Regions from separate parts of the Homo sapiens genome. Here regions 1 and 3 are each linked to region 2. A link is a contact called in ENCODE Hi-C or POLR2A ChIA-PET data. All regions are on one chromosome and are shown on one strand. The core of a region is the stretch at or near the end of the contact, and the rest is flanking DNA. Distances in the headings are between cores, read along the strand shown. Region 1 holds the start of TMEM74B (transmembrane protein 74B). Region 2 holds the start of FKBP1A-SDCBP2 (FKBP1A-SDCBP2 readthrough (NMD candidate)). Region 3 overlaps SIRPD (signal regulatory protein delta).

What was found. A loop is a pair of places that touch in the nucleus more often than their neighbours do. ChIA-PET counts read pairs that join two places held with the same protein, here RNA polymerase II (POLR2A). Pooled maps may share reads with other maps.
Region 1: a pooled map shows a loop between it and region 2 (2.3-fold over the local background). The contact joins the promoter of TMEM74B here to the promoter of FKBP1A-SDCBP2 in region 2. A Hi-C loop is called at or near these places in 1 of 50 pooled maps. POLR2A ChIA-PET finds 5 or more read pairs at or near these places in 5 of 52 experiments (A549, Caco-2, H1 and 2 more).
Region 3: a pooled map shows a loop between it and region 2 (15-fold over the local background). The contact joins the enhancer-like site here to the promoter of FKBP1A-SDCBP2 in region 2. A Hi-C loop is called at or near these places in 1 of 37 single-sample maps with no recorded cell type and 4 of 50 pooled maps. POLR2A ChIA-PET finds 5 or more read pairs at or near these places in 1 of 52 experiments (OCI-LY7).

What each region holds. Positions count from the first base shown.
Region 1 is chr20:1,183,726-1,186,425 of GRCh38, forward strand. TMEM74B (transmembrane protein 74B) reads right to left here and starts at 1,256. Exons shown (of 3, transcript NM_001304748.2): 1 at 577-1,256; 2 at 46-223. The coding sequence starts at 76.
Region 2 is chr20:1,391,752-1,394,451 of GRCh38, forward strand. It overlaps FKBP1A-SDCBP2 (FKBP1A-SDCBP2 readthrough (NMD candidate)), which reads right to left and starts at 1,421. Exons shown (of 10, transcript NR_037661.1): 1 at 1,211-1,421; 2 at 1,083-1,130. It overlaps FKBP1A (FKBP prolyl isomerase 1A), which reads right to left and starts at 1,303. Exons shown (of 5, transcript NM_000801.5): 1 at 1,211-1,303; 2 at 1,083-1,130. The coding sequence starts at 1,247. MIR6869 (microRNA 6869) reads right to left here and starts at 1,210; the gene lies at 1,149-1,210. RefSeq lists an enhancer at 695-1,195 and silencers at 930-999, 1,010-1,109, 1,310-1,359.
Region 3 is chr20:1,534,569-1,537,268 of GRCh38, forward strand. It overlaps SIRPD (signal regulatory protein delta), which reads right to left. Exons shown (of 4, transcript NM_178460.3): 3 at 2,587-2,700. The region is part of intron 2 of LOC105372499 (a long non-coding RNA gene); the gene reads left to right. Among named protein-coding and RNA genes, the nearest start is that of SIRPD, 22 kb to the right of the region's middle. Within about 2 kb of position 1,368, at least 4 of the 41 ENCODE cell types and tissues checked have a DNase peak (open chromatin) inside an H3K27ac peak, as active enhancers do.

The sequences.
Region 1 (2,700 bases), core at 6-2,505, 210 kb before region 2:
AGGAGTTGAATGCAGATTCCCTAAGAATTATTATCATGTACAAACCTGCAAACTCATACCCCTGTGCTGGTGGCATCACTCCACCAGCCTTCCCTGGCTCTGCATCCCTCACTCATAGACTCTTCATTTTATCCAGCTGTTTATCAGCAACCGTGAGCACCTTGAGAGCAGGCATAAGTTTGAATTCCATCTGGGTCCCCAGCCTGCGCCCAGACTGCTTTTACTTTCCAGTGAATAGACAGAAAAAAGAGATGTGTTTGTTGGTTGGCTTTTTACTCTTAGCACCAAAAACATTTTCCTGAGTGCCCAGCCACAAACAGGGACCAGCAGTGGGTGCCACATGGGTGCTCAGAAGTGGCCCCCACCCACACCCTCAGCACCTTCCACCCAACTCAGCTCCTGGAGTGGCCCAGGAACCCCTTTCCCAGACTGATATATTGATGCCTCCACACCCTGGAAGAAATCTGGAGCTCCCAAATTCTGGGAGCAGAGCTCTCCTTCATGCTGCAGGAACCCAAAACTTTTTTCTTAGGATGCCACAGTGAGAGGGCAGAGAAAAATGAGGATTCCTCTCACCCAGAGTTAGGACATCTCTCTGTTTCATGCCCAGGTTCAGAGATATTCACCAGTTACACAAAGGCCGTGCCCAATTACCCTAACATAAGCAGAAACACACCAACTGACATAGCTGCTCCCGCCCACCATTCACACCCCACGACCCCACCAGTTACTAATTTCATCTGCAGTCAGACAGGTCCTGAAAGGAACACTCCAGTTCCACACACACTCCCCCAGCAGCTGTTCCCACAGCAGTACCCACAGACACCCAGAAGTCACGTAGTGTGACCCTCGGATCTTCGGGCCACGCGAGTACCCCGTCACACGCACACGCGCGTACACACACACACACACACACACACACACACACACAAAGTGCCCCTGGGAGTGAGACCCAAGCCAGATCCACCAAGACCCGCAGGGGCCCAATACCCCACCCGCCGCGCGCACTGACACCCGGAGAGAGGGACGCACAGCGGCTGTGGGTGAAGCTTCACAAAACCCAGTCGATAGACACACGCACGAGTTGTACACAAAGCCTTGGGGCGCGCAGATACGCACACGCAGGTCCACGCTGTTGTACCCAAAGTTGCGCGCAGAAAGCCCCAGCACGCCGGCTGCCCACCGCGCCCGCTCCCGCCGGCCCAGTCCACACCCCCTGCTCCTGCCCTTGCCCACAGACGCGGGACCCGGAAGGCCGAACCGGACCAGGCGGAGGCCCGGGGAGGCCGGGTCCCCTGGTCGCATGTCCTTCGGCGGGCCGCGAGGTCAGGCTCGCCGTCCTTCGCCGCCACTCCCCGCCCCCGGCCCTCGGCCTCCTGCCGCCCCCAGCGGTCCCCTCTCCGCGTGCGTACCTGTGCCGGGCCTCCCTCCCCGCCTCACCACGCTGGGGCGAAGGGCGCCCGGCCGCCGGCGGGCGAGGGTGCGTCCTCTCCGGTGCCCGTCCGCCTTCCTGCAGCCGGCGTACGCCTGCGGGGGTCTCGCCTGCGGGGGTCTCTCTCCTGCGGCGCAGCCCGGAGGGCGCGGGCCCGGCCGCCACCGCCTCGCCCTCCCGGTCTCCCGCCCCCTTCCCGGCCCGGCCCGGAGCCACTGCCGAGGCGCACGTACCTACTCGCGCCGCGCGGAGCTGTACGGCGGCGGTGGCGGCCGCTGGGGAGGCGGGGGGGGGATCCGGGGACGGAGGGACGGGAGAAGGGGCGGGGGCCGGGGCTCGCCGAGCGCCGCGGAGGGAGCTCCGCCCGCGGCCGGCGAGGGCGCCCGGAGAGTTAGCAAGGAGAGGGACAGGAAGGCGGGTGATGGGCTGGGGCGAGGGTGCGGGGGCTCCGATCCACCGTCCTCCCCTCCCCTCCAGGCAGATCTGGATCGCCGGCGCCTGGGCTTAGGGAACTGGGGCTTGGAGCCCGCGGTCCACGGGCGCAGGGGCGGGGCGGGCGGGGGCTGCTGAAGAAGATCCCTCCCCACCACCGGAGAGCCCCTATTGCGCCAAGCGCAGGTGCCTCCCCACTCCTCACCCCCACTCTGCCACTTCCCCTTCCCCCCACCCCCACCCCGCACGCAGCCCCCAGGTAGGACCCCGGGTCCTCTCCGAGGTCCTTAGGTCGGGACGGTCTCCTCGGGCGCTTGCGGCTCCGTGGCTCAAGGGCGCCACCTGAAGGCTGCAAGAAAGAATCCGACGATCCCCCTCCCCCTTTTCTCTGCAATTTTTTTCTCCGTGGGACAGTGGAGTGCTCCGCCCAAGAGGGGTGTTCTCCTGGGGGCATTGCCAATGGCCAAACACACCCTCACCCTCCAAGGCCCAGCTGTGGGGCCTCTTCTCCTGGAACCCCTCCCTGGGCACACACCCACTTACCCCACGGGCCCCTCCATCTGGGCTCTCCTTTTGCCCGCACTGTTTGCTCTTGTCTCTGACGGTCGTGATTTTGTTTAAGGGTCAGCCTCCTCCATCGGATTGGCAGCTCCTGGAGAGCAGGACCCATGTCTGATCACCTAGAAGACCTAGGTGGGTGTGGGTGAACAGGCTGTGAAAAGGGGTGACTTTCACTTCTTTCCTTTACAGGGCCGGAGTTAAGATGAGTCCAGCGAAGTGCCTAGAGTACCAAATTCATGGAGACGTTTCCTCTTTGGGGAACACACGCCAACCCC
Region 2 (2,700 bases), core at 171-2,670:
GGGAGTGGGAAAAAAAGAGGGAGGAGGAGGGGGAACAGAGGAAAGGGTGGGAAGGTTGAGAAAGGGGAAGGAGGAGGGGGAGGGAAGGTTATTCGTATCAACAACTGTGGCTACACCAATCACTGCCACCCTTGTGGGACCCACAGCCACTGAGTCTCCGCCAACTCAGCTCTCCCCCTCCCCCGCCCCCATACAAACCAGGACAAGCTTGTAAGGAGAAGGAGTAAGACAGCCCCAAGGCACACGACTCTGATGTCTGAATTCTGGCTGGGGAGGGGGAGGTGTCTAAAATTTCCTTTGGCTTGTATTATCACTATGTATTAGCCTCCAGATGCTTATCTTTAAAATGAGGACGAGAAAAGTCTCTACTTCTAGAAGAGCTGGGGGACTAAATTACACGTGCAGCTTTCGGTCAGCCTGAGCCAGCGCTGTCACTGAGCCTTGGATTTGTAAGTGGCTCAAAAGTAAAAAGACGGAAGAAGGCCGTGCAGCTCTACTTCCCCCAAGGCCAGGAAGGGCCAAAGCAATGACTTAGGAAGTGGGATGTTTCCCCACCCTAGGCAAAGGGGCGAATTCCGAGTTCCCCGGAGGAAGCAGCAGCTCTGCAGACTCGGAATTACCTCGTCCTCATCTCCAGTGAAGGGAGGGATGGAAGTGGGGGCAGGGGCACAGAAATGGTACAAATCCTTCCTAATGGTCCCTGGCCAGAGCTCTGCCCATTCCTGAAAGTGTGACCTTGGGAAAGTGAGACCTTGGGAAAGTGACTTCGCCTCGCCAAGCCTCAGTTTCCTCATCTGTGCAGCGGGCATAAGGGCAGCATCTAAGGTGCAGAAATGCTTCTGACGGGTCAGATAACACCTAGCCCGCAGCCGACGCTCACAGCCGCCGATTCAGACCCGCCCGGGTTCCGCAAGCCCCAGGCTGCCCCTGAGCCACCGCCCAGGCCTCAGCCTCGGGCCATGCGGACCTCGCCGCCGCCACGCCCCGGACCCCAGGCCCCGGGCCCCCAGGCCTCGACGGCCAGCCGCACCCGGGCTGCGGACTGCGGCCCGGGCCCCCTCCCCGCTGGGCCCCCGACTCACCGGTGTAGTGCACCACGCAGGTCTGGCCGCGCTTGGGGAAGGTGCGCCCTGAGGAGACAGAGACGGGCATGCTGAGCCGATGCGCGCGGCGGCAGAGGTACTCCGAGCCGCCGCGCGCCACTACTCACCGTCTCCTGGGGAGATGGTTTCCACCTGCACTCCCATGGCGGCGGCGGACGCTGAGCGGGCGGGCGGCGCGACGGGCGGCGTGGACCAACAGCGACCTGGCGGCGGTTCCACGGCTCTGCCTAGTACCTCGGCGCGTCGCCTGCGCACGCGCACGCCCCCTCACGCCCAGCCCTGCGTGCGCGCCCCACACGGCGCGCGACGTCCCGGAAACCCAGGCCTCCGGAAGAGGGACCGGAAGCCCAGAAGCCCCGAGACCTCCGGAAGCCCGGAGGCCTCCGGATACAGCTGTGTTTGCCGGGTGACTTGCTTCGTTCTCCTGCCCTTCCTCTGTGCTTCCAGCCGGTTAAGCATCTCCCTGCCCAAAGAATGGGAGTAATAATAGGGGGTCCGCCAGTCACTGACTGGGTGACTGTCATCAGGTTTCCACTTAGAAGCACACAGTTACTCATCCTGGGAAGAGCATGGTTCTGAGAAGACAGCGCACAGGTGGTGGTAGTATGTTAGTATTTTATAAGTGGCTCAAGGTTGTAAGTTCTGCTTTTCTTCACTGGAGGAGGAGTTGTCCAAATTCATTCACTCACCCATAGCTTACATGCATACATTCTTATTGAGCATGTGAAAGTTGATAATACGAATTGGGTCACTCTTCTTATGCCCAACGGAATCAGAATCCAGGGGCCAGGGGAAAAGCACTGGAGGCACGCAGCGCCTGCTCCAAGAACCAATATTTCCACTAACTGCTGCGGAAATGGCCTGCTGTCCCCCTGAGACCAGATTCAGCTAGTAACTGCTGAAACAACCCGCCATAACCTAATACTAGTTTTACTTACCACTGTCAGTCACCAATCAGAGCTTGCCAGCTCCCTGAAACTTTACTAGTGCCAATGCATTTCCCTTTCTAATAAAACGCCCAGCCTTCTCTTTGTTTTTCGGACATACCAAAGACCACCAGATCTGTGTGTATGCTCCGAGTTGCGATTCTCGCTTCCCCAAATAAAACATTACATTTAGAGATTCATCTCCATATTTTATTTTGACTTTGACAAGCACCTTCTGTATGTCATGTACTGTGCTAGGTGCTGAGGATACAGCGGTGAAGGAGTCAGACTTAGTCCCTGACCTCACAGAATCTACGTATGATGTGGGAGAGATAATCAAATAACCTGTTTAAGTAAAAAAAGATACGGAATAAATGTAAAGTTTCAAATCTGTAATATTATGAGACAGTAATACATGCTGTGAGGGGCGTGTTAATATAACAGAGATGCCTCACTTAGTCTGGAATGTGGTCAGATATTTCCCTGAGTTAGCCAGGTTTAGCCAGGTTTAGCCAAGGTTAGAAGGCCAATTGTGTGTATGTGTTGGGGTAAGGGGAGGCAGAAGGAGCAGTACCTGCAGAGGCACTGTAACGCAAGAGAACACTGTGACATGGTCTAGGACATAAGGAGGCACATGTGACTAATCTTTCTCTGATCTGTGTGTGTGTGTG
Region 3 (2,700 bases), core at 118-2,617, 140 kb after region 2:
TTGTGGTGAGGCAGGCGCTCCCACATACTGCTGGTGGGAATAACAATGGACACGATCTCTCTAGATGGCAATACAGCATCACAGTCATGATCTTATGATCTATGTCCACGTGACAAACCCATATTTAAACAAGTAAAGTGGAGATACTTTAACCAAATCTGTTTTGGTCCCAAATGTTCAAAATACCCCCTGTCCATTGCTGCTGCTTCTGTGCTGGGTGTGGTGAGATAATATATTACTGATATTGAGACACTCACGTTTCATTGGGAAATGGCTTTTGAAACCAAAAAACACTTTTGAAATGCAATTTCCCAATAAAACTCATACCCTTTGATTTAGTAATTCCTCTTTGACGGCCTTATTCAAAAGAAACAATCAGACAAGGGTGAATATGATTTGTAAAGGAATGGTAATCATAGTATTTACAATATAGAAAAGTTTGATGCATGGCCCATGTCCAAGAATAGGAGTGAGTTAGATAAATGATGGTACAACCACAAAATGGAAAACTATGTAGAGATTGAAATGATAGTGTTGATGTATATATTGGGGATGTATTGATGATGTTGCAGACACATATATATTTACATAGAAAAGGGTCCCCAATTTATCATTGAGTAAAAGAACAAATAAACCACCATATTTTGTGTAATCTTATTTTTGTTAAAAGTTCGATGTATCTAGAAGCAGCACAGTGAAGAGGTCAAAGTAAGAGCTAGTGGAGTCCCATTGACCCAGGTTTCAATGCCTCCTCTATTGCTTGATTGCTATAGTTTAAATATTTGTCCCCTCCAAAATTCATGTTGAAATTCAATCCTCAATGTGCAGTATTGAGAGGTAGGGTCTTTAAGAGGTGATTGGGTCATAAGGACTCTGCGTTATTTCACAAATTAGTGGATTAATGGGTTATCATGGGAGGGGAACTGTTGGTTTTATAAGAAGAGAGAGAGAGACCCAAGTATAGTATGCTAGCATGCTCAGTCCCCTCACCATGTGATACCCTGTGCTGCCTCAGGACTCTTTAGAGAGTCCCCACCAGCAAGAAAGCTCTCACCAAATATGGCCCCTTGACCTTGAACATCTCAGCCTTTACAACTATAAGAAATAGGTTCTTTTTCTTTATAAATAATCCAGTTTCATGTATTCTATTCTAAGCAACAGAAAAAGGACTGACATTGGTGTTTTACTTTGCGAAAATAACCTCCCTGAGGCTCTGTTTTCTTATCTATGTAATGTATACAATGTGGAAAGTAAAACTTCCTCTTGCAATTTTGTTGTGATACTGAAACCTGAAAATCTTTGAGAAACACTCAGGACTGTGCTCATAGAAGGACTTCTGTGAAATGGGCTTTCCATTCTTAACTGCAAGTCCAGTAGGCCAGGCTCCAGCCCTGACAACCTGGTGATTCTAGGAAGCGCACACCATTGCTTGGCTTTCAGTTCCTTCTTCTACCAAGCCTGATGGACCTTTCTCAGTTCCCATGACTTCTGTGAGTTCTAAGTGAAGACATAGACTTGCCAAAGACACAGAGTGAGAGTTGCAATGGCCGGATGCAGCAGGACTATTTTCGTGGGCTCATATTTGCACTTATTAAGCCCTAAAAGGCTGTAACAACCAGAGCTCACATAGGTGGTTCTGTGTGCTACACATTACTCCAAAAACTTAACTATATTAATTAACTAGTTTGATTCTCACCACAACTGTATTGGAAAGGCATTATTATTTATCCCGATTTCACAGACAAGAAAACAGAGGCACAGAGAAGTTGAGTAACTTATCCATAGTCAAACAGCCTACAAATGATGAAACTTGCATTTGAACCCCGGCCTGTCGTTTTTTTTTTTTTTTTTAATGCCTGTGCTTTTAACCACTTTATTAGTTGGACTCTAAATTGAGATGTTAACACCACTGGGAGAAGAATGGTTGCCTCTCCTGACTGTGCAGATCATCTTTGGAGAGAAGAGAGTAGACAGGCAGGAGAAACACCCGCATCAAGAACGTAATCCTAGGTTTCTGAGATTCTGGGAGACTTACTAGTCTAAAAAGGACCATTTAGCAATTTTTTCTAATAGTTCTACATTGCATGTGTAGTACTTGTTGTTATCTATCTACCTATCTATCTATCTAATCTATCTATTAATCACCTATGCATCCATGTGTACTCATCTTAATGACAGCATCCCTGTCTCCCTCCTGGGGACCAAGGGGTCAAATGCTGCTCCTCTACTTCTTCTCTCAGGATGGCATCAGGTCCTGCAGGTCAGGCCTAGGGGGTCGTGGAACCTTCACAGGACATCAGGGGTGTGGGAAGTGAGAGGGACTGGGCACCCCTGTCATGGGGAAACGCCTGGATGGGAGAGAAAGCAACCCCTCCAAGCAAGAAGAATTCTGGAAGGATTTGTTTTGGAGACACTAGTTATAAAACAAACTATTTAGGGAAGTGTCTTAAAGAGGAAGGGGTGGCAAAGAAAGAGGCCCTAGGACAACAGAGATTCATCCGCCCCACTGCAGGTGGCGAAATGGTACCGCCGCCAAACTCAGGAGAGCATCCCTGCATCATGGTACCTGAGGGTGGGGGCACTCACCTGTGAGTCCCAGCAGCCGGAGGCAGCAGCAGGGTTGGACGAAATAGTTTGTGCTGTTTCTCTCAGGCAGGGCCGAGAGGCAGGTATGGGCATCATGGTGGGCCCTGGAGCCTG